Regions from separate parts of the Homo sapiens genome. Here regions 1, 2 and 3 are each linked to region 4. The links are chromatin loops, found by intact Hi-C in ENCODE. Cell type or tissue: B cell. All regions are shown on one strand. Each heading gives the region's core, and the rest is flanking DNA. Links, peaks and the distances in the headings are about the cores only.

Region 1 (7,310 bases), core at 1,376-6,375, 66 kb after region 4:
CCAGTTTCAGTTTTCTGCATATGGCTAGCCAGTTTTCCCAACACCATTTATTAAATAGGGAATCCTTTCCCCATTGCTTGTTTTTGTCAGGTTTGTCAAAGATCAGATGGTTGTAGATGTGTGGTGTTATTTCTGAGGCCCTTCTTCTGTTCCATTTGTCTATATGTCTGTTTTGATACCAGACATATTTGATATCATATACTACAGCCTTGTAGTATAGTTTGAAGTCAGGTAGCATGATGCCTCCAGCTTCATTCTTTTTGCTTAAGATTGTATTGGCTATGTGGGCTCTTTATTGGTTCCATATGAAATATAAAGTAGTTTTTTCTAATTCTGTGAAGAAAGTCAATGGTAGCTTGATAGGGATAACACTGAATCTATAAATTACTTTGGGCAGTATGGCCATTTTCACAATATTGATTCTTCCTATCCATGAGCATGGAATGTTTTTCCATTTGTCTGTGTTCTCTCTGATTTCCTTGAGCAGTGGTTTGTAGTTCTCCTTGAAGAGGTCCTTCACATCTGTGGGCACTAAGTCCTTTTCTCTCCCTCTCTATTCAACTGGAAATTTATCTTTCAAGGCACATTGTAAATGTTTTCTGCTTTCCAAACCTTCCCTTAGGCCTACAGGCAGAGCTGACCTCTGTGTTCCCATCTCACTGTGTGTACCCCTGGACTATTGCATTTATCTATCTGTATTTTAATCACTTGACATTGACTTCTTCCTGAGATGGTGGTCTCTTTAGGGCAAGGACTGGGCCTTTTCCACCTTTGAACCCCTCAGCACTCAACAGTGTGCCCAGGATGTGATAGTTAATAATTGTGAGTTGAATTATTAATTCAGTCACCTCTATCCACCCATTCTTCTCCCCACAGGATCGTCTCAGGAGTCGACTGGAAGCTCTGAGCACGGAGAGAGATGAGATTGAGGATGTAAAGTGTCAAGAAGACCAGAAGCTTCAAGTGCTGCTGGTACAGGCCACGTCACTGGCTACCTTTTCCTTTGAAGGTTTTCTTAAGAGACTCTGGGGAAACCCGTTGGCTGGTATCTGTTTCCTGGCTGAAAAGAACTGACAAACTGTTCTCGTTCACCTTCCTGTGGCTGCACAAAGGCATTTGGGATCTCAGACCATGAGCACTAGAAGTGGTTCTGATGTCTTGCAATCCAAGATCCATCTTGTATATCACATTTTACAGAGCAGAAAACTTAGGACCAGAAAAGCAATGCTCCCAAGGCCACATAGCAAAGCTGAAGTTCATGAGGAACCTGGATTTCTTGACCCTTAATTCATTGTTCTTTCCATCCTAGTCTGTTTGCCTGAACACACCACCTTCAGATGGGAAGCTTGGGGTCAAAAACATATGTTAGTGTCGGGATTCTAGTCCTGACTACAGGCTGACCTTGAGGAGAGTAGGCTGATGGTGTGGCTACATCTGGATCCCTCACGCCTCTCTTTTCATGCTATAAAGTTATGGAGGAATCACAGTGTGAGGATTTCTGGTACCTTGACCAAGGAGAGAGTGTGGGGACAAAGCAACCTATCCACCATCCCTCAGCTCTCATCAACGTATGCCCTGTAGTTGGTGATTTCCACGGCTAAAACCAAAATTACACACTCTCCCACTAAGTTGTGTTGACTCCAATCACAACTTCCTTTTGCCTCTAAGAAATTATTACAGTCTTCCCCACCTAACTCTAAGAAGGCATAGTAGGGTTATGATGGTATTGTAGTTGTGGAAATATTTTTGAAAAGTTCAACATCATTCTGAGAGCATAATGTAGCATTATTATTAGAGTATCTAGCTAAGACAGTAGCACAGCCCTCATCATTGGTAAGTTCATCCTGAGACCTAACTACTTCTAGGCATATTAGTAAATGGAATGAGTCTTGGACCAGTTGCTCCCTATCCCTGTTAATCAATAATAAGTATATAGATGATCATCCTGGAAGCTATCTCTGAGCCCCTTCCTAACCATGTCTGCCTTTTATCCCTTGAAGACTCAGATCGAAAGCAAGAAGCATCAGGTGGAAACAGCTTTTGAGAGGCTGCAGCAGGAGCTGGAGCAGCAGCGATGTCTCCTGCTGGCCAGGCTGAGGGAGCTGGAGCAGCAGATTTGGAAGGAGAGGGATGAATATATCACAAAGGTCTCTGAGGAAGTCACCCGGCTTGGAGCCCAGGTCAAGGAGCTGGAGGAGAAGTGTCAGCAGCCAGCAAGTGAGCTTCTACAAGTGAGAGACACTTCACCACTTTGTAGGATAAGAGAGGGACTCCACGGGGAAGGGGGTGGGCACCATGCTTTGGGCTGGAGAGAGGCAGGAAAGGGAAGTGGAGAGAGGTTAACGGGGTGCAGATCCAGAGGGGCTGGAGACTTGCCCAAGTCATACACTGTGGTCATGTTAAGGGGTTTAGGGTCAGACAGTCTTGGATTTGAATGTTGGCTCTTCCAATTGTGTGACTTGAGTGAGTCTCTTAGCCTCTCTAAACATGGGGACAGCAATAGCACCTCCCTCATAAAGTTATTGCAAAATTATAAGAAACAATCCATAAAAAATGCTTGGCATGATTCCTGATATACAGAAAGAACTCAATAACTGGTGTCTGCTATGGTTATGAATATGTGATCCTGGCTCACATCAGGTCCAGCTGATAACTGAAGGCAGGCCCCTGCTCTCTACCACCTCCTAATCATTGCAGACACAACCCACCCCCACGATAAGGCTGAAACAGGGAAACCAGCACAAATGAACTGACTACAGAAACCCAAATTAGTAAGAAAACATGATGTAAAAGAACAATCTAATGAGTAGGTAATTAAACAGGACAACTCTCTGCAGAAGGAGAGTTTTGAGTTCATATTTTAAGGGAAAAGTGATGTACAGAATCCCTGACAGGAAGGACTTATGGAAACTAAATGTATGTTCTTGTCTTTCTTTTGCAGGATGTCAGAGTCAACCAGAGCAGGTAGGGCCCACTCCCCGGTCCTGCCTCCTTTTACTCAACATCAAGACTGAATGGGAAGGGGCAGGGGCACTTACTGCCACCCACTTTGCCAGGAAAGCAAAGGCACTCTGGCAGACACACTGTCTCATTCAACTGTGCACAAACAGTCCAAACTCACTAAAGATTTGCGTTCTAAAGGTTCATTTTTAAATTGATTGGTTGGTATTGGGGACACATTTTTTCCCCTAGAAGTGAAGTTATAAATAATAATCATGTTTTTAGGTTGATCCAGGAACATTTATTTAATCTATGAAATTATTAGTACTTGAGTCAGTATCTAACACCATTTAAAATGTAATTTAAAGGGGGAATACTTTCTGTAGACTATGATAAGCATGGAAACCAGGAATACCAGCCTGTTCTTTCATTCATTCATTTTTTACACACATCTCTGGTTTCCTTCAGAATTTTCTAATGCTACTGTAAAAGGACAGCCACCAGGAGCCAGTGGCATTGTAAATGCATGGCCCTTTCCTTCCCTGTCTGCTATAAGCATTAGCAGTCTGCACTGAGATGAAGAGAGGTGTAGTGACTAGGGAACAATTGTCACGTGCTTTGTGCCTATTCCCGTGCAGGGAGGATAAACCCAGGGTCCATGAATCAGGAAGTGTCTCCAAACATGCTTTTCAAAGAGCATTAGAGGTTTAGATCTAGAAGGGCTTGGAGGTCTTCCAGTCTGAGGAAGAAACTGAGACCCAGGGGGTGAAGAGTCTTCAAGGTAATGCAGCAAGTGTCTAATGAGGACTGAGCTGGGACCAGAATCAGGAGTTTTTTTCATTGCAATATATATTTTCGTTGATCCTTTTTTTTTCTTCCCTTCTAGCCTCTTTTCCTTTACAAATAGCAGCATACACAAGGGTAGTTTAAGGCTGTTTTCAAATGGTACCCTGTTGCCCTCTAGAGACCAAAAGGGGTAATGATCTCTGTCCCTCAGCCCCTACAGAACCAAACATTCTCCTAAAGGGGCTTACCTCCAATTCTTGAGAAGTGATTATCCTTAGTTCCTCTTAGGTTTAACTGAAATGCCTACTATTTTAGTAACTACACATTTCCAGCAAAAGTAAAGAAATGATACTCAATTTCATTATTCACCACAGACGCCAAGATCATTCTTTAGTCTGATTTTAGCCTCACGTGGTCTCACCCGAACATTTGTTTTTGGAATTTGGACCTAACTGGTTACCAAACCTGTCTGCAGGTGTGAGATGAAGACTTTTGTGAGTCCTGAGGCCATTTCTCCTGACCTTGTCAAGAAGATCCGTGATTTCCACAGGAAAATACTCACCCTCCCAGAGATGATGAGGATGTTCTCAGGTAAAGGGGAAGGCGCCACAGTTTTCCCCAGTCCCATTAGCTGCCCTCCTGTCTTCCACCCATCTCCATCCTTCTCTGCCCTTGAAACCTGGCTCGAGACATCTTCCCTCCCCAGAGCCTTCCCTTAGTGATCTCAATTTATTCAGGGGCACTATTCCCAGAGCATCTCCTCCACTCCCTAAGGACAGGTGCAGGACTGAGAGTCCAGGAGGGTGAGGACCCTTCTCCTCCACTAGACCACAGCAGAAGCCGAGTCTTCTGTCCTCATCTTCACATTGTACTCAAGTCACCTTGCCCCTGGGGGTGCCTATAAGAAGTAATAAGTCACAGATCTCTCTTTCTATTTCTGCTTCCCTCAGAAAACTTGGCGCATCATCTGGAAATAGATTCAGGTAAACAGCTTGGGATTTGGGGAGTCATTCTTCCATTCATCCATTCAATCCATGGCAGCAAACAGAGCAATAAAATGCATGAATTCTGGAGCTTGATTGCTTGAGTTCTCGATTCCAGTTCTTGCTAGCTCTGAGACACTGGGCAAGTTATTAAGCCTCTGTCCCACAATATTTTCTTCATCAGTAAAATGAAAATAAAAGTACTGTACCTGTCCCATAAGTAGCTGTGAGGACAAAATAAATTAATACATGCAAAGAGCTTAGTATATTACCTGACTCATAGTAAGTGCTCAATTAATGTCATCTACTTGTGTAGATATTACTCGTTGAAAAATACTTATCAAGCCCTAGTTTTTTGAGAGCATTGTGCTGGGCTCTCTACTGATTTGAACAAAAAATGTGCAATTTTTTAAAAATCACATTTATTTTTAAATTGGTGCTTAATTTAGAAGTTGTTTCCATAAGCATCACCTCACTCACTCTGGTATAGGTAAGTGCTTTTCAAACTTAATATGCAGAAACGTCTCCTAGGGATCCTGTTAAAATGCAGATTCTGATTTAGTAGGGTGGGATGGGGCCCAATATTCTGCATTTCTAACAAACACCCAGGTGGTGGGGATGCTGCTGGTCCCTCCCGCTGCACTTTGAGAAGCAAATCCTTAACAGCACCACTTGCTGATTAGGTAGAAGGGCGGTTCAGAGAAGTGGCCCAATGGCAGGCTGCCCAAGTCCAGTACTCCTTCTGCCTCCCACGTGCGTTGCCTGCTCTAGGAACATCTGTGGTTGCCGCCCGCTGTTGATGTCTGCGCGCTCCTCCCTCTAGGGGTCATCACTCTGGACCCTCAGACCGCCAGCCGGAGCCTGGTTCTCTCGGAAGACAGGAAGTCAGTGAGGTACACCCGGCAGAAGAAGAGCCTGCCAGACAGCCCCCTGCGCTTCGACGGCCTCCCGGCGGTTCTGGGCTTCCCGGGCTTCTCCTCCGGGCGCCACCGCTGGCAGGTTGACCTGCAGCTGGGCGACGGCGGCGGCTGCACGGTGGGGGTGGCCGGGGAGGGGGTGAGGAGGAAGGGAGAGATGGGACTCAGCGCCGAGGACGGCGTCTGGGCCGTGATCATCTCGCACCAGCAGTGCTGGGCCAGCACCTCCCCGGGCACCGACCTGCCGCTGAGCGAGATCCCGCGCGGCGTGAGAGTCGCCCTGGACTACGAGGCGGGGCAGGTGACCCTCCACAACGCCCAGACCCAGGAGCCCATCTTCACCTTCACTGCCTCTTTCTCCGGCAAAGTCTTCCCTTTCTTTGCCGTCTGGAAAAAAGGTTCCTGCCTTACGCTGAAAGGCTGAAGTGGGGCGCGCGAAGGGCGGCGAAGCGGAGACGGCGGCTCTCCGGGATCCAGCTCCGCCCCTGGCCAGTGTGCGGCCCGGGGGCTCCCTGTGCCCGCGTGAGGCGAGAGAACAGGGGACTTGAGTCTCGAACAGCGGTTGTTTTTACTTTATTTATCTTAGGCCCTCAGCTCCCTGACGTCCTGAGCCTCCCTGTGACGCTCTGGCCTTCTCTGTACCTCAGAGTGCAGAACCACAGACGGCTTCGGCTGTGCCTAGGGCAACAGCCAACCTAGGAGCCAGCGGGCTTTCGGGGAAAAAAAAGAAAAAGACATCTAAAATAAAATGTTTAAACTGTTTCAAAATAATTATCTTGGGAAAAATCAGGGTTTTGCTGGACTTGCACTAATTTGTACAGTTAACTTCGTACTTTGACACACACCTGAAGATGCCTCCACCTTTGTAGGGCTTAGGGCCTTTTTATCAGCCCTGGGTGGACCCCAGGGCCCCTTCCTTTCCCTTCCCTTCTGGTCATTTCTCTGGACTTGTAGAGAATGTCCTAAGAAAGTGTGACTCACAGACCTCTGGATTCCATGTGTCCAATTAGCGCTGATGGGACTGGAGAAAGGCTTAAATCCAATGGGATCTGCCTGTGTTGGCAATTTAGGGCCGAGATGGCTCGAGGGAGTAGATGCAGAGAGGAAGGGTGATGATCCCTCTGTGACCAAGACACAATCCTGTCCCTTCTTTTAGTCAGGATATCCCTGATGACAGACAGTGGGACAATCACCAGGCCCCATTGTTTAAGAAAACGAGGCTTTTGCTCAGGTCTAACTAACCTCTCAAATATTTGTTATTACTGCAGTTATTATTTGGACACAGAAACAGACCACAGGTTAAAATAACTTTAAAAAGCAAAGTATTAATCCCTATACAAGTGATGTTTCCTTCCACCCCTACCCTTTCTCCTCTCAAGTTGAACACTCACATTCTCACCCTTCCACCCCAACCTCTGAAAAAAATCTGCCTTCAACTCCAATCCAGGTTCCCTGTAGTGTAAGACAATACCCTGTGTACAAGAACACTTTAGGGTCGGCACGGTGGCTTGCGCCAGTAATCCCAACACTTTGGGAGGCTGAGGCAGGTAGATCACTTAAGGTCAGGAGTTTAAGACCAGCCTGGACAGCATGGTGAAACCCTGTCTCTATTAAAAATATAAAAATTAGCTGGGCGAGATGGCAGGCGCCTGTAATCCCAGCTGCTCAGGAGGCTGAGGCAGGA
Region 2 (7,310 bases), core at 1,118-6,117, 290 kb after region 4:
AAGAGTTTAAAAAATGAACTGAAATGAAAGTTGTGTGCTGCAAGGTAGTACAAAATAAAAACGTGATGCCAAGCATGATAGAACTTTAAGAATATTATACTATCAATTAAGGAATTCCAGCAGTCTCATAATATAAGTTCCAATAACCATAGAAAGTAATTAAAAGTAATTCAAGAAAATGTTTTGAAGGCTACTGACAAAAATGTATAGTGTGAATGGCTGCAACAAAGTTCTCAATACAGGAGATGGAAACAGACCCACACCAAGACTCATGACAACAAAATTTCAGAGAGTGAAAGACAGAGCAAGACCAATGGACAAAGGAATGGCAGGAGGTCTGGTCGTGTGTGTGCATTTCCTCCTTCCCGTCTGTCATTGTCCTTCCTCACCAGGCCTGCAGATCACCTGTGATGACTTGGCCTCTTGCCATCCCTAGCTGGGCAAACTCCATCATGGTGACACACGGGATGGCAGAAGTGCAAGGCCTCGTTTCTGCTGGATGAGCCTTCTGGAGACTGTCTCAGGGTTTTCTGAGAACTTCTTTAAAACCTGGTCTACGGGCATGCATTACCCCAGTTATTTTTTCCCTAAGTGAAAAATCAACCAGAGGAGATGATTTATTTTAATAGCCTTATTGCAGGAGAGGAAGGTGAAAAGTGTTTCTATTCATTGGCCCATTAGTTACAATGGGCAGAGGCCACTGAGCGAGCAGCGGGTGGTGGCAGTGATGACCACACGTTCTCACGGCAGCGCAACACTTTTGAGACAAGTTCCCACCTCTCCATTAAACATGTCTTCTCCACGTGCAGAAAATGTGGTCTCGTAGCTTCCCTTCTCAGTGCTGGATTGCTGGCATTTCATTTTCCTTATCAGAGACATGAATATCTTTGTTCTTCTTGGATTTCTAAGACTTCAGGTTTTCTTCAGGGAGAAGCTGCTTAGGGAGGCTCCTGCGTGGACCGAGTCCTTCCTGAGGGTTTGCTTGGTGCCCTAACTGTGGCTGACTGCCTCCCGCGGGGTCCCAACTTTATACCCAGAGGTAAGGACAGATGCTTCCAGCTCCATCTTATAACTTCCACATGAAATTTGAGGTCAGGAACTTCTCTTAACTCGTCTTAAAGGGCCTCATACTTACATTCTTGACTCGGAAAATAATTAAGTGTGCGTTTGAACATGTTTCCTCCGCAATTTACTCTCTGGAGGGGAATACATTGAAAACCCAGTTTATTTTCAGATACTGAGTGGGATTGAAAAGCTGAATTGTCTGTTTTCCTGCAGGGCACACAGAGGAACTGGCTGTCCCACACCACTCTGACATTTCCAGAGAAGCACCGTCCTCTTCCAGTAGGACATGAGTAAGACCAGTGAGGAGCCAACATGCAGCCCCTGGGCATCTCTGGGGTTGAAGGAAAGATATATATGTCCTTCTGATGTGTGGAGCCCTGAGGGCAGTGTTCAAGACCCTGCATTTTCCGAAGTACTTGTTTACTGAGCAAGTGTTTCTGCTTGTTGCATTATGTCAGGGGATATGGAAGCCACTTTTCATCCAGCCAAACACAGATGCAAATGAGATGTTCTGGGAGAAAGCAGAAAAAGCCCTTTTCACAGAGTTCCTTATTTTACTATTCTATTACACTTGTCTGAGGTTACAATCACATCCTTTTTTAACAATCTCTAAATGAGAAAATCATCAAAAGGGTATGTAGTGAGTGACAGACACAGGATAAATGCTGTAAGTCAGTGTTTGATGAAAGATACTGGTGTTCCAGGATGTCAGAGTCTCCTGGGTGCCAGTAGGGAGGTGGTCAGGGACTTTATCCAAGAAGCAGAAAGAAGAGCTTCAGGGACATGAGGATGTCTCATAGCCAAGGACAGGACAGTAAAGGGCCCCGTGTGAGTGCATCACAGAGGTCTGTTACTGTTCAGACCCCAAAGCTCAGCACCCAGTGTGGCATGTGGCAAGACCTCAGCAAACACATCAGTTGGCTGGATGAAGGAGGGCAGGTGTGAGCCGACAAGGAAAATCTTGTGATTTTTGTTGGGAAATGAATGTAAAAGTGTTGATGTACCTCCCTTGTAAGGAGATAGAAAGGTAGAGAGCAGACAGATGCATGCATGGATGAATGCATGGATGGATGGATGGTTGGATGGACGGATGGATGTTCATTTTCTGTGTGTGTTTCTATCTCTGTTCTGCCTTTCTGTTTTGTCTCTGGCTCTGTCTGTATCTGCCATTGTCCCTTCACAACCATGCCTTCACTATTATCAGTAACATCTTTTACCTGGTCTTATAGGATCTTGCCTGTGTTGTATTAGTGGTCAAGGACAGAAAAAAGAAAGAAGTCTGTGGAAAACAAAATAAAGGAAACAGATGCTTCTGACATGCGGCAGTGGAAGGATGTGTGGACCTGAGGCCCCCAGGGAGACAGGGGCTGCGCCTCACTGCAAAGTCGATCCTGCTGAACACAGAGGGGAAACGCGCTCAGACAGCCCTGCCCGTGCTGATCAGAAGGGAGGGTTGCGCCTCCAGATCCTTCTCCCTGTGTTTCTTCAGGGCCCAGCCCTGAGAGTTCCAGGGTCCCATTTTCTTAGTTAGGACCTTAAGACCCTATCAGAGTCCAGCCCCAGGAAGCCTGCAGTCATAGCACTGGGCTAGACCAAGTTGCTGCTATGAAAAGGGATTTGAAAATTCCCAGAGGAGCCTTTCAGCCTCTTTCCATGGCTCTTTATGCCCTTTCAAAGGCACAGCCAGAGACATCAGAAATGAAATTGTATATAATTATATGGACTTTTCGACAATCATTGAAATTTCTGTAAGTGCCAGTTATATTTTGGCAACCCCATCAAAGCCAGGTGTGCCCAGGGCAGTCAGCTCAGGCCCTGGCCTCTCATTCAGGTTGGATTCTATAAGAACCGCATTCGCGGTGAGAATTCTAGAGCCAGATCTTGCTGCTCCACAATTGCCTCACGTTGCAAGACAAGCAAATCTAGCCTGAGTCTGTGGATTCCAGGGCTGCTTAGGAGGAACCTGCATTCCCGCGTGGATGACCTCAGGCTCCGCCCCTTCTGCCCCACTCAGCCCTCACCCAGTGCCTGAGAGCGCTCAATCAGAATGCGAGAGCAGCGCGGCGGCGCCCCCGTGTGGCCACAGGGACGAGGACAGAGGACCGGACCCCGCTCCCCTTTCTCACCAACCAGGACCTCCGAGGCTCTCCCTCTGCTCCCAGCACCTGGACAGGGCTCTGCACTCAAGGAGCCTCCGGGTCTCAAGTCAGGCTCTGAGTCCATTCAGCTTCCCAAAATCCATGTTGACAATGACATTTCCTCTCACCACTGAGTGACTGGACTTTTGCCTCAGAGCAGAGAGAGGCCTCCAGGGCAAAACAGTGGGATCAGATGTGGGGATGACACACCCCCAAATCCTTGCTGCCACAGGACCCAGTCCCTCAGCCTCCAGATGGGGCCTTGGCCTCCCGTCCCCTCCTTTGTTCCTGCTGCTAGAGGCTGCTCATCCCAGGAATCAGCCTGTTAGCCTCCAACCCTGGGGTCCAGGGACAGCAGCTCCTAGTGCCTCGGTCCAGGAAGAAGGGAACCTCCAGAGAGCAGAAGAGAGAAGAAATGGACCATAAGAGAAGGGGGCAAGGGGGGAGAAAGAGAGTGAAAGGAGCCAGGGAGGAGAGAAAAATGGAAAACATCCTGTTAGGAATGTGTGTGTTTGTGTTGATGTGTGTGCGTGCAGGTGTGTGTAGAGTGGGAGAGAGTTTCTAGGGTTCTGAGGAGAAGAGAGCTGCTATACAGGTGCTAAGGGGCCCAGCCCTGGGAATTTCAGGGTCCCGCTTTCTGAGCTAGGATCTTAAGGCCCTATCAGAGTCCACCCCCAGGAAGCCTGCAGTCATAGCACTGGGCTAGCTGGACGGCTGCCTCTTCTTTGCCTTTGACAGCAGGAGCTGCCATGCCAGGCCCAGGGGCCCTGGGGTCATGGGCAGAGAGCAGGTCCCTCTGCTGGCAGCCAAGGAGATGTTGTTCTTGGAGGGTCAAAGACTCACTTAGCTGGGAGTCTGAAGGTGGTCATGGGTTACAAAGGGGTTACAAAGAGCTCAGCGGTGAGCCTGGCCCAAGCTTCTGACCCCTTTCTTTGGATCTCAAGGGCTGACCATGGATTCTCAATGGATCTCAAGAATTCGCCCATTTACCTCTTGCCCCAGACCCTCCCCACTTCGATACCCTGGGACCCAGGCATCTGCCTCTTTCCTTCTCCTCCGGCCTCCCAAGCACCTCCAGGCCCTGCTCTCTGCCAACCTGAACTCCAGGACCCTGCAGCCCCACCCCAAAATTGCTTGATAATACAGTGATTCTATTTTCAGTGTTTTGAAAACTCTGTATACTGTTTTTTACAGTTGCTGTACTAGTTTTACACACTGTGTGTAAGAGTGCCCTTTTCTCCACATCCTCACAAACATCTATTTGTTTGTTTGTTTTTTTTTGTCTTTTTAGTTGTACCCATTCTATCTGGGGGTAAGATGATATCTCATTGTGGTTTTGATTTGCATTTCCCTGATGATAAGTGATGTTGAGCATTTTTCATGTACCTGCTGGCCATTTGTATGTCTTCTTTTGAGAAATGTCTATTCATGTCGTTTGTCCACTTTTTAATAGAATTTTTTGGTTTTTTTAGCTCTTGAGTTCCTTACATATTCTGGATATTAGTCCCTTGTCAGATAAATTGTTTGAAAATATTTTCTCCCATTCAACAGGTTGTCTGTCTACTCTTTTGATGGTTTTCTTTGCTGCGCAGAAGCGTTTTAGTTTATTATAGTCCCATTTGTCTATTTTGTTTGGGTTGTCTGTGCTTCTGAAGTCTTAGCCATAAAATCGTTACCCAGACCAATGTCCTAGAATGTTTCTCATATGTTTGCTTCCAGTTGTTTTATAGTTTTGGGTCTTACGTCTAAGTATTTAATCCATCTTGAGTTGATATTTATATAGGGTGAGATATAGGGATCTAATTCCATTCTTCTGCATGTGGATATCCAATTTCCCCAGCACCATTTATTGAAGAGGGTGTCCTTTCCCCAAATGTATGTTCTTGGCACCTTTGTCAAGAATCAGTTGGCTGTAAATATATGGATTTATTTCCAGATTCTCTATTATGCTGCATTGATTGACATGTGTTTGTAGAGACGAGGTCTCAGTATGTTTCCCAGGCTGGTCTAGAACCTCTGGGCTCAAGTGGTTCACCCTCCTTGGCCTCCCAAAGTGCTGGGATTACAGGAGTGAGCCACAGTACCTGGCCTTTGTGCTGTGTTTTGATTCATCGTTATCTCCTAAGCCCTTTCCCAGCATTGATATTTTACTAAACACCCTATGATTAAATTATATCTCTACACCTTGAGATAAACAAAAAATTATATAAGCGGTAAAGACAAATATGAAAAAATAAAACTACTACCAATGTTATTAGGAGGATAACCTTAAAACATTTGAGCAAGAAAATTTTTCTTTTTTTCTTTTTTCTTTTTTTTTAGCTGTACCTGCTGGAATGGAAAATATTTCTTAAATGAGACAAATATATGAAAGTGAAAATGCTTAAACTTCAAAGGACTTACATTACATATATAGTCATTCTTTCTTAATGATAAGATAGGTTCTGAGAAATGTGTCCTTAGGTGATTTGGTCTTACGTGAACATCATAAAGTGTCCATACACAAAGCTAGATGATATAGCCTACTGCACACCTACGCTATATCATAAAGCCTATTGCTCCTAGGCTACAAACTTGGATAGCACATTACTATACTGAGTACTGTAGGCAATTGTAACACAATGGTAGGTATTTGTGGATCTAAACATATGTAAACAGAAAAAGTACAGTAAAAATATGGTAAAAAGATTTTTACAATGGCACACCTATATAGGTTACTCATCATGAATGGAGCTTACAGGACTGGAAGTTGCTCTGGGTGAGTCAGCAAGTGAGTGGTGAGTGAACTGAAGGCCTAGGCCATTACTGTGCACTACTGTAGATTTTATAAATGCTGTACACTTAGGTTACACTAAATTGATTTTAAAAATAATTTTCTTTCTTTAATAATAAATTAACCTTAGCTTAATGTAACTTTTTTAACTTTATAAACTTTAATTTTTAAAACTTTTCAGCTTTTGTAATAGCACTTAGCTTAAAAGACCAACATGTTACAAAGCTGTACAAAAATATTGTTCCTTATATTTTCATTCTAGAAACTTATTTCTATTTAATTTTTTTTTTACTTTTAAATCTTTTCTGTTAAAAAAAAAAGACATAAATTAGCCTAGGCTGACACAGGGTTAGGATCAACAATATCACTATCTTTAGCCTTTACATCTTGTCCCACTGGAAGATTTTCAGGTGTAATAACATGCATGGAGCTGCCATCTCCTATGATAACAATGCCTTCTTCTGGAATACCTCCTAAAGGACCTGGCCGAGGCTGTTTCAAGTTTTTTTAATAATTAGAAGGAGCACACTCTAAAATAACAATAAAAAGTATAGTAAATATGTAAACCAGTAACATAGTCATTTATTATCATTATCAAGGATTATGTATTGTACATAACTGTATGTGCTAGACTTTTATAGGATTGACAGTGCAGTAGGTTTGTTTACACCAGCATCACCACAAACATATCATTAATGCATTGTACTATGATGTACAGTGTCACCTACAATGTCACTACAGAGAAGAAACCCCCAAAATCTGCACTCCTAAGCTGCATATGCTTTAGGTGATACTCTAAGAAGCCCACCAGAGAACAGTTGCTTGGAGATTGCATGCTAAGTAGAAATGCCAAAGGCTTCAGAGTATGAGGAGATGTTGGAATTTTAGCCCAGCCAAACCTGGGTTGAGCCAACAGGGTGGTGAAGCACTATGAGTGAGGACCCTTGCCTTGGAGTAAGGACCGCACTGAACTAGACTCATGTTAACAAAGGCTAAAATCAAGCCTAAGCAGAATCAAAGTGGGTCTGATTTTTATGATAATTAATGAACCGTCAAGCAGTTAGCAGTCTTAGCAGGAAGATAGCAAAATCCAGAACCTCTGTAACACATCACCCAGAATATGTGGCATGCCAAGCAGCAGAAAAAATGCAACAAGTGGAGATAAAATAATCAACAGAAGCCGACTCAGATGATCTGGATACTGAAGCCAGCGAGCAAGGACATTCTTCAATATATTTATGATTAATATGTTAAGGATAATAGAGGAAATCATGGGCAAACTATTTCATAATCCCCAGAAAGATCAATCATACAAAGAGAGAAAACACGAATGA
Region 3 (7,310 bases), core at 1,091-6,090, 160 kb after region 4:
ATAATTCTAAATACTGGTATGAATATGGAAAAAATAAAAATCTCTTATATTGTTGGTAGGAACGCAAAAAAAAGTTGCAGTCAGTTTGTAAAATAATATGGCAATTTCTTAAACAGCTACCCATCCATTTACCATATCACCCAACAATTCCACAAATATTTATTTATCCAAAGGAAATGAAAATTTAAGGCCATGCAAAGACTTGTAGTCAGTTATTTATAGTGGTTTCATTAATTACAGACCCTAACCGGAAATAACCCACGTTTATCAGCTGGAGAATAGAGAAACCAACGAATAAACTGGAATTCCAACAATACTCAGCAGCTACTCAGTGACAAAAATGAATGAAATATTATTACTCTTAACTACATGGAAAAATCTCAAATATTGTTATGACAAGTGAGAGACCAAAGGACTACATAACATATGATTGCATGTCCATGAAATTCTAGAAATTTCATTATTACAGTAACAGAAAGCACAGCAGTGGTTGAGTGAAGAGAAGGGGGTGAGGGTGGGAGGCAAGGATTAAATAGAAAAGGGGCATAAGGAAAGTTTTTAGGGAAAAGAAACTGTCCTCTATCTGGGCAATGTGGTAGTTACATGACTATAAATAATTACCAATATTCATAAAACATTGTAGCTAAAACTGGTGAGTTTTATTATACACAAACGCCCCAATTAGGAAAAAAAAAGGTGGGGGAAGAAGGCAAAAATGAAGACACTTTTACATAATCCAAATCAGAAAATTCATTTCCTAGGGATCTTGTACTACGTATAATTTTGAAGGAAGTTCTTCAGGCTGAAGGGAAATGATACTAGATGGTGACCTAGATATATAGAAAGGGATAATTAACAACAGAAATTATGCACATACACAGATCACATACACACTCATTTTCTTAATGACAATATGAATGCTTAAAACAAAAAGTATTACTGTATTATTGAGTTTATAAAGTATATTGATGTAATATATACAACAAGAATAGCACAATGGTAGGTTACATGAAACTACACTCTTACAAGTGTCCTTTATTTTGCTGGATGCAGCTTAATATTACCTGAACTTCACCATGAAAAGTCAAGGAATCGGGTTTCAATTCTTACAACAATAAAAAATTAGTGTAAAGAAATATACCTAAAAGCCACTAGAATTAAAACCATAAACTAAAAAATGTTTACTTAACACATAAGAAAGTAGGAAAGGAGGAATAGAAACAAAAAGATACGAGACAAATTGAAAACATACAGCAAAATGGTAGACCAAAACCCAACCATTGTAAGTGAAGAAATGACACGACCTGAGTCACATTAGCAGAACTGCTGAGCACTGTGGGGAGAACAGACATGGGCAGGAAGTGAGGGACAGTGTTAGTGCCACAATTCAGGGGTGAGAGGGTGGCAGGGACTAAGGGGAGGGGAGGGTGTGAGGGATGAGAGGGGCAGAGAGAAGGGCTGGAGAGACAGGAAGTGAGGAAAAGGAGCAAGGGAAAGGACTCTAAAGCAGTGGAGGAGCCTAGCAGGGGGTTCTTGACATGCATTCGGTATTTAATACATTTTGTGGGACTGCCAAAAACTAATGGCCTCCTCATGATTAAAAACATAAGAGTAAAAAAATACCAAGTATGCAAATAAAATGTGCACACTGCTTAGATGTGCATAATTCATAAAAACAAGCAGTGCTTAAGCATTGATGATAGGCATTTTGACTTCAGTGCAATTTTGAGGCTCCTTGTTACAATATACAGTAACAAATCCTGCTTCTTTGTATTGAGATGTCCTGGACTCACACAGGGAAACTCGGGCTATGGAATGAAGATAATTTTAAATGCAACAACCCAGAGTCATGGATCCACAGTCTGGGAAAGTAAACTTAGAAGCTTTGTGACTCGAATTGCAATGCTGTTTGGATACACTTATATATGAAGCAGGCAAAATCAGGTCTTTTACAGATTAGAATCCTGATCATTCAGGGGTTAGATTGTGCTAACCACTGTATTAATAAACAAACAAACAAAAAAACCTGGTCACTATGAGAATCTCTATCTTGTGCCTTCAGCCACAACTTCACCAGGTTTAAAGAGAAAACCCCTTTCTCTACACCGCCATTCCCAAGGCGAGCTCACTCTCTGGCATCAAAGTTCCCTGGGGTGAGTTTTCTTCTAGGATAGTCCAAGGGGAGAGGTAAGGAGTCGGAAGTCCAGTTCAGGGACGAGGATTCCAGGATGAGCGTGAATGGGAAGGGGCTGGGCCCAGCCTGGGGGTTCTCTCCCTAGTTTCCACAGACAGATCCTTGACCAGGACTCAGGCAGTCAGTGTGACAAAGAGGCTGGCGTAGGAAAAGAGAGGTCAGGACAAAGTCCCAGGCCCCAGGCGTGGCTCTCTGGGTCTCAGGCCCCAAGAGCGATGACTGCACTGGGGAGTCACAGGGTTGGGGATTGCCCACTCCCCTGAGTTTTGGTTCTCCCAACCTTCTTCCTGGATACTTGTGACATAATCCCACTTCTCACTCCCATTGGGTGCCGGGTTTTTAGAGAAGCCAATCAGCTTCGCCGCGATCCCGGCACTACGATCCCGGCACTACAGTCCCGGCGCAACCACCCGCACTCAGATTCTCCCCAAACGCCAAGGATGGGGGTCATGGCTCCCCGAACCCTCCTCCTGCTGCTCTTGGGGGCCCTGGCCCTGACCGAGACCTGGGCCGGTGAGTGCGGGGTCGGGAGGGAAAGGGCCTCTGCGGGGAGAAGCGAGTGGCCCGCCCGGCCCGGGGAGCCGCGCCGGGAGGAGGGTCGGGCGGGTCTCAGCCTCTCCTCGCCTCCAGGCTCCCACTCCTTGAGGTATTTCAGCACCGCAGTGTCCCAGCCCGGCCGCGGGGAGCCCCGGTTCATCGCCGTGGGCTACGTGGACGACACAGAGTTCGTGCGGTTCGACAGCGACTCCGTGAGTCCGAGGATGGAGCGGCGGGCGCCGTGGGTGGAGCAGGAGGGGCTGGAGTATTGGGACCAGGAGACACGGAACGCCAAGGGCCACGCGCAGATTTACCGAGTGAACCTGCGGACCCTGCTCCGCTATTACAACCAGAGCGAGGCCGGTGAGTGACCCTGGCCCGGGGCGCAGGTCACGATCCCTCCCCATCCCCCACGGACAGCCCAGGTCCCGGGTCTGAGTCTCCGGTCTGAGATCCACCCCGAGGCTGCGGGACCTGCCCAGACCCTCGACCAGGGAAGAAACTCGGGCGCCTTTACCCGGTTTAATTTCAGTTTAGGCCAAAATCCCCGCGGGTTGGTCGGGGCGGGAGCGGGGCTCGGTGTTCGGGGCTGACGGCGGGGGCGAGGCCATGGTTCTCACACCATCCAGAGGAAGCATGGCTGCGACGTGGGCCCGACAGGCGCCTCCTCCGCAGGTATGAACAGTTCGCCTACGATGGCAAGGATTACATCGCCCTGAACGAGGACCTGCACTCCTGGACCGCCGCGAACACAGCGGCTCAGATCTCCCAGCACAAGTGGGAAGCGGACAAATACTCAGAGCAGGTCAGGGCCTACCTGAGGGCAAGTGCATGGAGTGGCTCCGCAGACACCTGGAGAACGGGAAGGAGACGCTGCAGCACGCGGGTACCAGGGGCCACGGGGGCGCCTCCCTCATTTCCTGTAGATTTCCCGGGCTGGCCTCCCACCAGGAGAGTAGGAAAATGGGACCAATGCTAGAATATCGCCCTCCCACTGGTCCTGAATGGGAAGAATCCTGGGTTTCCAGATCCTGTACCAGAGAGTAACTCTGAGAGCCCACCCTGCTCTCTGGGACAATTAAGGGATGAAGTCCCTGAGGAAATGGAGGAGAAGACAGTCCCTGGAATACTGATCCGTGGTCCCCTTTGACCCCTGCAGCAGCCTGGGGCACCAGGAATTTTCCTCTCAGGCCTTGTTCTCTCCCTCACACTCAGTGTGTCCGTGGCTCCGATTCCAGCTCTTCTGAGTGCCTTGGCCTCCACTCAGGTCAGGACCAGAAGTCCCTGCTCCCCCATCAGAGACTCGAACTTTCCAAGGAATAGGAGATTATCCCAGATTCCTGTGTCCAGGCTGGTGTCTGGGTTCTGTGCTCCCTTCCCCATCCCAGGTGTCCTGTCCATTCTCAGGATGGTCACATGTATGCTGCTGGAGTGTCCTATGAGGAATGCAAAGTGCCTGAATTTTCTGACTCTTCCCCTCAGATCCCCCAAAGGCACATGTGACCCAGCACCCCATCTCTGACCATGAGGCCACCCTGAGGTGCTGGGCCCTGGGCCTCTACCCTGCGGAGATCACACTGACCTGGCAGCAGGATGGGGAGGACCAGACCCAGGACACGGAGCTTGTGGAGACCAGGCCTGCAGGGGACGGAACCTTCCAGAAGTGGGTGGCTGTAGTGGTGCCTTCCGGAGAGGAGCAGAGATACATGTGCCATGTGCAGCATGAGGGGCTGCCAGAGCCCCTCACCCTGAGATGGGGTAAGGAGGGGTGTAAGTTGTCTCCTCTCAGGGAAAGCAGGAGACCTTCAGCAGGGCAGGGCTGAGGCCTGGGGGTCAGAACCCCTCACCTCCCTCTCCTTTCCCAGAGCCGTCTTCTCAGCCCACCATCCCCATCGTGGGCATCGTTGCTGGCCTGTTTCTCCTTGGAGCTGTGGTCACTGGAGCTGTGGTTGCTGCTGCGATGTGGAGGAAGAAAAGCTCAGGTAGGGAAGGGGTGAGAGGTGGGGTCTGGGTTTTCTTGTTCCACTGTGGGTTTCAAGCCACAGGTAGAATTGTGACTTGCTTCATCACTGGGAAGCACCGTCGACACACAGGCCGACCTAGCCTGGGGCCCTGTGTGCCAACACTTGCTCTTTTGTGAAGCACATGTGAAAACGAAGGACAAATTTATCACCTTGATGATTGTGGTGATGGGGACCTCCCAGCAGTCACAGGTCACAAGGGAAGATCCCTACTGAGGACAGACCTCAGGAGGGCAGTTGGTCCAGTCACCACACCTGCTTTCCTCATGTTTCCTGATCCTGCCCTGGGTCTGCAGTCACAGTTCTGGAAATTTTCCTGGGGTCCAGGATTTGCTGTTTCCTTAAGGACTTCATGCCCCATGTCCTCCCTGACCTCTCACAGGTTGTTTTTTTCTCACAGATAGAACAAGGAGGAGCTATGCTCGGGCTGCCTGTTAGTATGGGGGATTAGAGGGCTGCTCCCTGAGATCGTTGGGACAGTGTAGACAAGATTCCTCCTTTAGCCACATCTCCTGTGGGCTCTGACCAGTTCCTATTTTTGTTCTACCCCAGGCAGCAATTGTGCTCAGTACTCTGATGCATCTCATGATACTTGTAAAGGTGAGACATGGGGGGGCCTGAAGTGGGTGGGGGTGAGGCAGAGGGGACATGATTCTGTTGAGGGGTTCTCTGGATTTAGACATCTTGACCATGTGGTAGGCTGTTCAGAGTGTCACCAGGTACAGTGACTGCCCTGGATTTGTTTATGATTATTTTCTCCTGTAGCTTGAGACAACTGCCTTGAGTGGGACTGAGAGATACAAAATTTCTTCAGGTCCTTCCTCTGACACACACCATTGTAATTTCAAGAGCTCCTGACTTCTATATCTGCACTTGACACGTGAATATATCTATGTGTCTGTGTTCCAGTTAGCATAATGTGAGGAAATGGGCTACTGGTCCACCACTGCCACCAGGACCACCACCCCACACTAACCTGTCCTCTCTTCCCCGGTCAAGTTTTTTTTCAACAGAGGTGAGGCTGGGACATTTCTATTCATGTCTTAACTTTTAAGTTTCACTGAGCTGCCACTTACTCCACTATTCAAAATAAGAACCTGGATATGAATTTTTCAAATTCTTGCCATGAGGTTGGGTTGATTGTTCAATGAAAGGAGAGCAAGACTCTTAAAACTTGAGAGAGGAAGTAAAACCTGAGAGCCTTCCAGAATCCATTTTTGCTGTGCTGGGCCTGTTGTAGGTGGAGACAGGAGAGAGAGGGCTGTGAGGAGCTGAGTGTGGACAGCCTATGCTCAGTTCATCATGGAATTTGACGTGGTCATTCATTGGGTTGGTCATCTTCACTGCTCCATTGTTTGTGTCCCTTCAGTAGAACCTTGTTTCACCAGGACCTGTGATCACAGGCACACAAACATTGCCTGGGCCTTGTCCTGTCTCTAGGACCGTGGACAGCAAGGGCTTCATGGGCTGGGTCAGTCTATGGTCTGGCCCTAATATTTTGTATCATTATTTTTGGTTTCTTTGTTTCTGTAGAGGACTATGCCTGTTCCTGTTCTGGTGTCTGCGTTCTGATCTCTTTCTCCCCTGGGTGTCCCTCATCTCTGACAGCAGCAGGAGTCATTTTTCCTGTCATTAACCCCACAAGGTGGAAGGCAGCCCCTGCACACAGAAGTCTGTGGTATTAAGAGATGAATTTTCAAGCCCGTGCAGCTTTTACCCTATTTCCAGGGCTCTTTCTTGGATTGTATTTTCTATCTTTTCCCCAACCTTTTTAAAGGAACTAGATTCTGAAATTAGCAGAGAAGAGGGATGCCACAAGTTCTCATCTTAGGTAACTTTCTAGTGGAACTCCTCTTCTGCTCAGCTCTCCTACCCACTCTCCCTTCCCTGAGTTGTAGTAATCCTAGCACTGGCTCTAATGCAAACTCATGGATCTATAAAGCAAAGTCTAACTTAGATTTATATTTGTTTGGAAATTGGGATTCATAGTCAAAGATTGTTCTTTCCTAAGAGGGAAATATAATTGCATGCTGCAGTGTGCAGAGGGTTGGTGTGAAGGAGGGATGCAGGGAGGAAGGGAGGGAGGACACACAAGCAGCACTGCTGGGAAAAGCACAGGCGGCCTGGATGTCAGTGTGAGGGGACCTTGTGCTGTCGTTGCTGCAAAACCGCATTTGGCCTGAGGCTATGTTAATAAAGATACTGCCTTTAGAATAGGAGGTGCTCTACAGTGATGATTCATTCAGCCGACATTTGCTGTCTGCCAGACATATGACAGAATGTTTTTGCATCTGGGGAAAGTCATTGAAGTAAAATCAGAAAAATCTCTAGCCTTGTGGAGCATGTGTTCCAGTGGGAAGAGGCAGACGGTACATACACTCTAATATATGCAGAGTAAATGAGGAAAGTGTTAGAAGGTGATAAGTGCTGTGGAACAGGTGATCAGAGTATGGGTTGTGGGACAGAGAAGGTAGCTATTGTGCCGGGGTTGTCAGCGTGGGCCTTGTTGGGAAGGTGACCTTTGATGAAATATTTGAAGGACATAAAGGAATTTGTCA
Region 4 (7,310 bases), core at 1,602-6,601:
TATAGCCATTTTATCATATATTTTATGAGATTTTATCTTTTCAAGTCAACTTTGCATGTGCTTTGTGTTGAAAGACCTGAGTTTGAACATTCATACCATATTTGGAATATGGGAATGTAACCATACCTAATTTAAGCAGTTGTGAGAAGCAAATGGAATAATGTATCTGAATCCATTTAATAAACTGTTCAACATTGTAAACATGCTGTTAGTAGTATCATAACTGTGTGAAGAAGCAGAAAACACTTTGGACTGGGGGATGGAAATCTTGGCCAGGGTTCAGTATTCACTTGACTTCCCGGCCATAACATCGAATGAATGGCCAGGACTCTCTTTGAGTAAATGAGCTTCTGAGAGGCTCCTAAAGAGGCGACCCCCATCCCTCACGGCTGAGAAGAGTGTGATCATCGTTTAAGGTTAAGGTCCAGGTTGGAAGACCTCCCCAAATTTAAACCTTGCTACAAAGTATTCTTTCATTTACTTTGAACCCTTCCTTCATTTACATCCCTTTAGGAACCAGGCCCTGTAGTGCTCAAGGAGGGTGGGAGAGTGAAACGAAAAGGAGTGAGATGCTGCTTCTGTTCTCGAGGACTTCACAGTCAACTTGCGGTAAGTGCTGCAGGGAGATGGCTGTAGTGGCTTTGGGAGTGTGCACACTTTTCCAACAGAAAGTACCAGGAACCCTGCCTGGGGAAGGCTTCCCGGAGGAGGTGAGGTGGAGCTGGTCCACGAAAATTGAGTGGGATTTCCAAGACATCAGTCTTTCGCGGGAAAAGAGAAATTAGGGCATGGTTTTAATTTAGTAAATATTTATTAATCAAGTACCCCATTCTAGGGTCCGTGCTAAGTGTCTGGGGTTGGTAGAGTCAGGAAGTATAAAATCAACTTAAGACATTTGGGAAAGATCTCCCTTTGTAGTAAGGAAGTTGAATCTGTACACAATGAAAGGAAACAAGGTAAAAGGCGCGAAGTCCATGACCATGACGAGGGCTGTGAGAACTGTAAATAGGGATTTGGGCAGTCCCGGCTGATTCTGAATAAAAGTCCGGAGGGGCGTTACTTTCGGGTCTCGGCCTGTGTGTCCCCAGCCCTTTGTTGTCCCCTCCGCAGGAAGGTGAAGGCTGTTTATGTAATCGGCGGCGCCTCGCGGGCGACTGGGGGAAGTGGATGGGGGAGCCTGGCCAGGGCTGACTGAGCGCCCCTGGAATCCGTGCTCCGGGCGTTGGCTCACTCCCGCCCCGACACCTGGGCCCGCCCTCCCGCTGCGCAGCCACGCGCCGGGCAGCAGCGTGGGCTGGCGGGCGACTCCCCACGCCTCCTGCAACACCGCCCTCTCCCTACCGGAGCGAGGAGGCAGGAAAAGCCTAGAGACGCCTGGTCCCATCCGCCTACCCAGTCCCCAGCCGGCCTGAAGGGAGGAAGAGGAAGGAACCCATAATCATCCCAAACTGGCGCAAATGGTGGGTTTTACTGTCCAGAGGTCATTTCGTCTCTGCGTTTCCAACCTCCTCGCCCTTTTACTTTTTTTGGGCTCACTCAGGAAACTGGAGCAGTCCTTCTCTGGGTTTAACTTCAGTCCCTCACATGGCAACACTAGGAATGATCAAGACTTTTGTTGCGGGTAGTGGTGATGTGGGTTTGAGAGGAGGATGCATCTGGTCGTGGGATTAATTTTGGTTTCTGAGTATTACGAAGAACTAGAAAAGTTTTGCGTATGTCGGTTTTCAGGATGGGGTTCAGATGGGTCAAAGCCCTGTGCAGGTCCACGGGGGCTGCAGGAGGTAAAATGGAGGAGGAGACAGGCGGACAAGCTGGGGTCAGTGGTCCACTCCCCTGTGTCTGTCTTAACCGAGATGCAGCTGGATGCTTGCACGTGGCAGCTTTTTCAACCACCTGTTGATAGACGTTCGTTTCCAGTCTTATCCTGTTACCAACTGTGCTGCAATGAACAGCCTTGTGTATAGCCTTTTAGTGTATTTGAGCCTTTCTTTTCGACCCAGGCATATTGTAAGGAGAGAGGAACTGAGATAGAAGGAATATTTAAAGCAGGGTCAGAGAAATCAGGACTGGATCAGGAGGAAGCCCGAAGGGTGTAACCTTCCCATAGGGCTGCTGGAAGCCTAGCTTCAACCCTTCCAGCTGCAGCACATCCCAAACTGGGGCGAGAAGCGAGTGAGGAGGAGATGCAGAGGAAGGCAAAGAACAACTCTAGCGACCCAGGGTGATCCGGGTGCCGGAAAACAGAAGCTGGAAAAAGGAGATCTGCCCCGGAAAGGAGGCATGGAAAGTGTAGATGTGGGTCCTCGAGGTGGCGTCGTAGAAGACTACCTCTCCGCCCTAGTAATCCAAGCGGACGCCCACTTTGTTCGGACAGATCGGGAGATCCTCCCGGGAACCGCTCTCGATGAGCGCCTGGCACTGGGAGCCGCTGCTGTGCAGCTCCACGAAGCCGGTCAAGGGCTCCACCTCCAGGAAGCCCCGCCTGGGAACCAGCTCCAAGGCCAAGCCCCGGCACGCAGGCCCCGCCCCCGGGCCGTTGGAGCTCCGCCTCCCAGGCGCCGCGGCCGGAGCAAAGGCCCAGCGAGCCCAGCACTCAGCGGAACCTGTAGAAGCGTCGGGGGTTGCCCCGCTTCTGCGAACCGCCCTGGGATGCGAGGTTCAGCGTCACTATCTCATCCTGGGAAAGGATGAGATCCGGGTGGGCCGAGGCTGCGTCCAGTGTCACAGGGGCTGTGTGAAGATGAGGAGAAAGAGGTGGCCAACCCCGGGTCAAGTTGTCCAAACCCCCTACCTTCCTCTGATACCCCCGTCCCACCACCCGCCCCGCTCGATGCCGCCAGAGAGGCTTTCTCTTCCCAGTCACAGCCTTTGTGGTCCCCAGAGAAGTCTTAGGCCCGGCACCGCCTCCTCCTCCTCAAAGTTAATCCCTAAATTTCACAATGTGTTGTTCTGTGGGCGCAGAGAGAAGTTCTTCATTGGTGGTGGTGGTGAGATCATTTCAACACCCGAAGATGAGACCATCTCTTCCTTGTCCATTTCCCGTGGCCCCTAATTCCCATGTCTAAGACAAGAATTGAGTCTAGTATAAGAGGGTCAAGGCTCAGACTTTCTGAGGGCCAGTAATTTTCTAAAGTGGAGTTCCTCAAACACAGGGATGAGTGAAAGTGTTGGAATACAAAAGGAGGAATAGTCATCCCCCGCCACACACACATACACTTTTACTAGGATTCCACGTTCAGTCGCAGTTTATTAAAGTTAGAAGTGTCTCCATCCACCCCCTACAGAGGCTTGCGTGGTGGTTCCAGTCTGCTAAATATTTCAGAATGGGGACCTCATTCTATCTACTGATTTATCAAATCTCATTAATTAATTTCCCTTGCTGATATGAGGGGTTGGGAGAGAAGGGGGACGTGGGAATGTAAGGAAGAGCGAGAGTGGTCGGGCTCATGGGGTTTGATGGACTGTGACCCAGGCTGGCGTTGCTCCTCTCCGGATTTCACTCCTGGCTGAACTGGTGCCTTCGGTAAACAGCTGCTTAAAGAGTGCGGGGACTGCTGCAGGGACTTCCTTTTTCCACTAGGCGGCACCACAGCCAAAGTGATAAGAAGTCAAGCGTGGGGCGGGTGGCTGGAGATTGTCTCTTCCCCTCCTTTTGCTCAAGAATTCGTCCATTCCTTCTCCAACTCTCTTCACCACCACCCCCGCCCCCATCTCCACTCTCAGTAGCCCGAGCCCTCCCATTCTCCACTCCTTCGACCCAATTCCACTAAGTCAAGAACCGTGGTCGGTCTCAGCCACTCACTCAGCGCCACTCTATGCTCCGAAGTCCGTGTAGCACCACCGCTCCCCGTGTTCTCTGAGCTGGCTTAGCTTGAAGGAACCTCACAAAACCAAGCCCGGATCGCTGTCAGCCACTCACTCAGTGCCGCATGGAGCTCCTCGGACAGCGCAACGTCAAATGTCTTCGTATCCTGAGAGCTCGCTCCTTGACCAGAAATCTCATCATAAGAGGCCAGGAGACATACTGGAAAAGTGACTTTCCCAGCAGACGAGGCCCGAAACAGGGAGTGGGATGGGGCTGAAGAGTGGTGATTTGGTGGCCCCGATGTAGTTCTGCCGCCTTTGCGGGAGAAGGAAAGGAGAAAAGAGGTCAGCGGGAGCACCTCGGCAGCAATCCTCCATTGCCAGACAGCACAGCTGAGCTCTACATACAGCAGGAGGGATGGAGGTGAAACTCAAGAAAGTACACCTGAACAAGTCGGAGCGCCCTCTGTTTCCTGGCAGAGGTGTAATTTGGGGAGGAACTGAGGAAATGGAATAAATGAATTCATTCATTTATTCATTTATTCCATTTAGTGGAATTGGGTGGATACAGCATTTTGACCACCTGTAGACTTAGAGGTCCCTTAGTATTCAGAGACAGGACTCTTACCTGCAGAAGATGACCCGGGCTCTGAGGTTTTGTTCATTTTATGATTATTTTTCTGTAACAAGCCCCCTAAAAATTGGGGAGAGAAAACCTATTTGGTCTTGATAACCAGAAGCTGCAAATTAAAAACAAAAACAAGCACCCTGCCATCATCAATCAGAACAGTCAATGGTTCTCAGTGGGACCCATTCCCCACCCAGGGGGAAGTGTGGAAACCTTTCAGGTTGTCTCAGTGACAACAAGAGTGTGGTTCTCTACTGGCTTATAGGGCTTTCTGGGGCCTGGGATACTAAGCATTTAACAGGGCAAAAGTCATGGAGCATAACAAAGATGGCCTTTCTAAACACCGGTAGCTCCTTTTGTGGAGAAATGCTGGTGGAATAGGATCCCTAAATCCTGCTCTCTGGCTTTGGAATGCATTCTGTAGTTTCTGGCTTTGGAGAAAGGAGTTCTAATTCTCTCTCTTTCACTTAATGATCATATGACCTGGGTAACTTACCTCCCCTCCCGGAAGCTACATGGACCTCACTGTAAGTTGCAGATAATAACACCTATCTTGGAGGATAGTTGTGGGGTTTTGAAATATTAGATGCGCACATAGTGGTCCTTTAAGAAATGGTACTTCTACTGTTATTGTCTTAGGTGGCAGAACCATATCTAATGACTTTAGCACAGGCTGTTATTACAGTGGGTCTCCATCCCCTGAGCTGTACTGACCTCACACCCAGAGGAGTTTGCCTCGAAACCTGCTGCCCTGTAGGGGCAGCAAATACTACAGAGGTGGAGCTGCCTCCTTCTTGTCCCACTTTTTCCTCCCTGTCTCTAGGAGTGAAGAAATACATTTGTAATTTTCTATTACTTCTGAATACTTCAAAGTTTGGGATTAGTGACTGTTTTGTGAGTTACCTGAGTTTAAAATAATAAAACAACCATATGCCTGTTCTCTCAATTGGCTGAGGAATCGGCATTCACTTATATCTGGCCTTCATGTAATCATAGAGACACAATTCTTCCCCTTTTCTCACTTTCCCCAAATGGCAGAAGCAACCAACCATCATTTCTCACTTACAGCTCTTCATGTCATTTTTATTCATGCTTTTGAAGAATCTGTTTTCATCTTTTTTCCTATCAGCCTGGAGTTGGTCTGGGGAATAAAGAATGGGATGAAATGGTGAGAGTCCAGAGGGGTTGAGCAAAGAACTCACTATCACACAGCAAGGCACTAATTTGAAATGCCTGGGAGAAGTAGAAGCTGCATTTGACTCTCATATTCTTATTGGACCAGGAAGGTATGCAACCCTTGAGAGATGCCCTTTCTGATTTCCTGTGGTGACTGCCTAGCCCAGCACTGTCCAGTATGAATGATGAATGTAATCTGAGTCACGAATGTGAGCCACTTATATATTTTTAAATTTTCTAGTAGTCACATTTAAAAAGTAGAAAGAAACTAGTAAAATTAACTTTAATTATATATTTTATTTAACTCAATATTCTCAAAATGTTATTTCAACATGTATTATAAAAATTATTGCTATCTTTTACAGTCTCTTTTTACACTCAATCTTGTGAAATTAATGATTCTTCACATATAGCATGTTTAAATTTGGACTAGCTACATTTCAAGTGCCTGTCAGCACATGTGGCTAGCAGCTACTAAATTGGACAGTGCAGAGCTAGCCCCTTTCTCACTGCCTGACAAAGGTAGGTGCTCAGGACAAAGAGTGCCTTGAGGCTTCACCCTTTAGCTTCAGAAGGCCTACTGTAGGGCTAACCACCCAGGAGCCAGGTGGGGTAAGGGGGGGCCCCACTCTCCTAAAGCCTGGATGGCAGTCCTGCCCTCTTTCCCATGAAAGAGGGCTTGAGAGGGGGAACGAAGACAGAGCTCCTGCAAGGGGAGGCCGAGTGCCTTCATCTCCCAGTTCACCCCTGCCAGAAGAGACTCCTTTTGCAGGTAGAGGATGAGCCCAGAAGCTGGGGACAATGGCCCATTCCTGGCCTAGATTTCCTGTAGGGGTGCTGGACTGAGTGGAGAACTATAGGGTGGAGCCCCTAGATGGGGAGCTACTTCTGGCCCCAGCACCCTTCCCCCAGTGTCTTGCAGCCCCAAGACAGCACAAGACAGCCTGGGGCTAGGTAGTGGGACAAGCGTGGGTAGCTTCCCTGAGAGCCACCAGCCCAGTCATGGGGACTGCTCAGGGGAGACGCGGGGGCCCTCTTAGGAGGGGTCTGCAAACCTAGAGCATAGGAAACACTGCCTGGGAGCACTTCACCTACAAGGGCCTTTAGCGGCTTCAGGGCCCAGCCACACCCTTCTCCACGTACGTGTTCCAGACCCAGTCACCCCGAGCAGGGAGAACCAACCCTCATAATAAGAACTGTGGAGATTGGACCTGTGGTATAAGTAGACTCCCTACCACCTCCTGTATTTCCTAGGCTTTAATAGGGCCAGGTGGCCATTGTGCCTTCTTCTTTGGGGTAAAAATAAAATAAAAATAAGAGAAAAAAAAAAGAAGGAAATAGGGCCAGGTGGGAGTTGGGGGACTGTGTGTGTGTGAGTTTGTGTATGTGAAAGAGGGAAAGAAAAGGGGGATACAGAGTAGAGCACACCAGTCTCCCCAACTCCAAACCTGATGAAGTGGAAAGGGCTGGGCTCCTTTATTGAAATTCCAAACTAGAACCAAACTATTCTTGACCTGAAGAGCCTAGAAAGGTGCTGGATCGGGCTGGACGTGGTGGCTCACGCCTGTAATCCCAGCACTTTGGGAGGCTGAGGCGGGTGGATCACAAGTCAGCAGTTCGAGACCAGCTTGACCAACCTGGTGAAACCCCGTCTCTACTAAAAATACAAAAAACTAGCTGGGCATGGTGGTGTGCGCCTGTA

Evidence for each region. Hi-C counts contacts between places; a loop is a spot of excess contacts. Peaks named below come from ENCODE experiments on the same cell type or tissue, not always from the same donor. Only the 100,000 strongest peaks of a DNase experiment are listed, where the experiment ranks them.
Region 1: a loop joins it to region 4, with 7 times the contacts of the local background. A loop is called at or near these places in 43 of 110 quality-filtered maps.
Region 2: a loop joins it to region 4, with 27 times the contacts of the local background. A loop is called at or near these places in 15 of 110 quality-filtered maps.
Region 3: it touches region 4 in a loop (11-fold over the local background); 5 of 110 quality-filtered maps call a loop at or near these places.

What each region holds. Positions count from the first base shown.
Region 1 is chr6:30,166,300-30,173,609 of GRCh38, forward strand. TRIM15 (tripartite motif containing 15) reads left to right here. Exons shown (of 7, transcript NM_033229.3): 2 at 877-972; 3 at 2,001-2,231; 4 at 2,942-2,964; 5 at 4,202-4,317; 6 at 4,677-4,709; 7 at 5,533-6,394. The coding sequence ends at 6,050. Among named protein-coding and RNA genes, the nearest start is that of TRIM15, 6.4 kb to the left of the region's middle. RefSeq lists an enhancer at 5,447-5,996. In B cell, for the core only: CTCF peaks have their summits at 3,905 (motif pointing left) and 4,105; DNase peaks (open chromatin) are centred at 3,902 and 5,552; H3K4me3 peaks cover 811 bases; H3K27me3 peaks cover 3,201 bases.
Region 2 is chr6:30,393,920-30,401,229 of GRCh38, forward strand. No RefSeq gene overlaps it. Among named protein-coding and RNA genes, the nearest start is that of RPP21, 52 kb to the left of the region's middle. RefSeq lists a silencer at 1,932-2,128. In B cell, for the core only: CTCF peaks have their summits at 3,142 (motif pointing left) and 3,345; DNase peaks (open chromatin) are centred at 2,542 and 3,112; H3K27me3 peaks cover 3,433 bases.
Region 3 is chr6:30,256,991-30,264,300 of GRCh38, forward strand. All of the region lies in intron 1 of HCG17 (HLA complex group 17), which reads right to left. It also overlaps the pseudogene HLA-L. Among named protein-coding and RNA genes, the nearest start is that of TRIM26, 47 kb to the left of the region's middle. In B cell, for the core only: a CTCF peak has its summit at 2,981; DNase peaks (open chromatin) are centred at 1,351, 2,491, 2,921 and 4,405; H3K4me3 peaks cover 2,269 bases; H3K27ac peaks cover 2,329 bases.
Region 4 is chr6:30,099,670-30,106,979 of GRCh38, forward strand. It overlaps TRIM31 (tripartite motif containing 31), which reads right to left. Exons shown (of 9, transcript NM_007028.5): 7 at 5,499-5,573; 8 at 4,433-4,498; 9 at 3,228-4,120. The coding sequence ends at 3,867. TRIM31-AS1 (TRIM31 antisense RNA 1) reads left to right here and starts at 5,571. Exons shown (of 4, transcript NR_126470.1): 1 at 5,571-5,718. RefSeq lists enhancers at 750-1,259, 2,747-3,246. In B cell, for the core only: CTCF peaks have their summits at 3,590 (motif pointing right) and 3,796; DNase peaks (open chromatin) are centred at 1,802, 2,472 and 3,582; H3K4me3 peaks cover 2,183 bases; H3K27ac peaks cover 352 bases; H3K27me3 peaks cover 3,330 bases.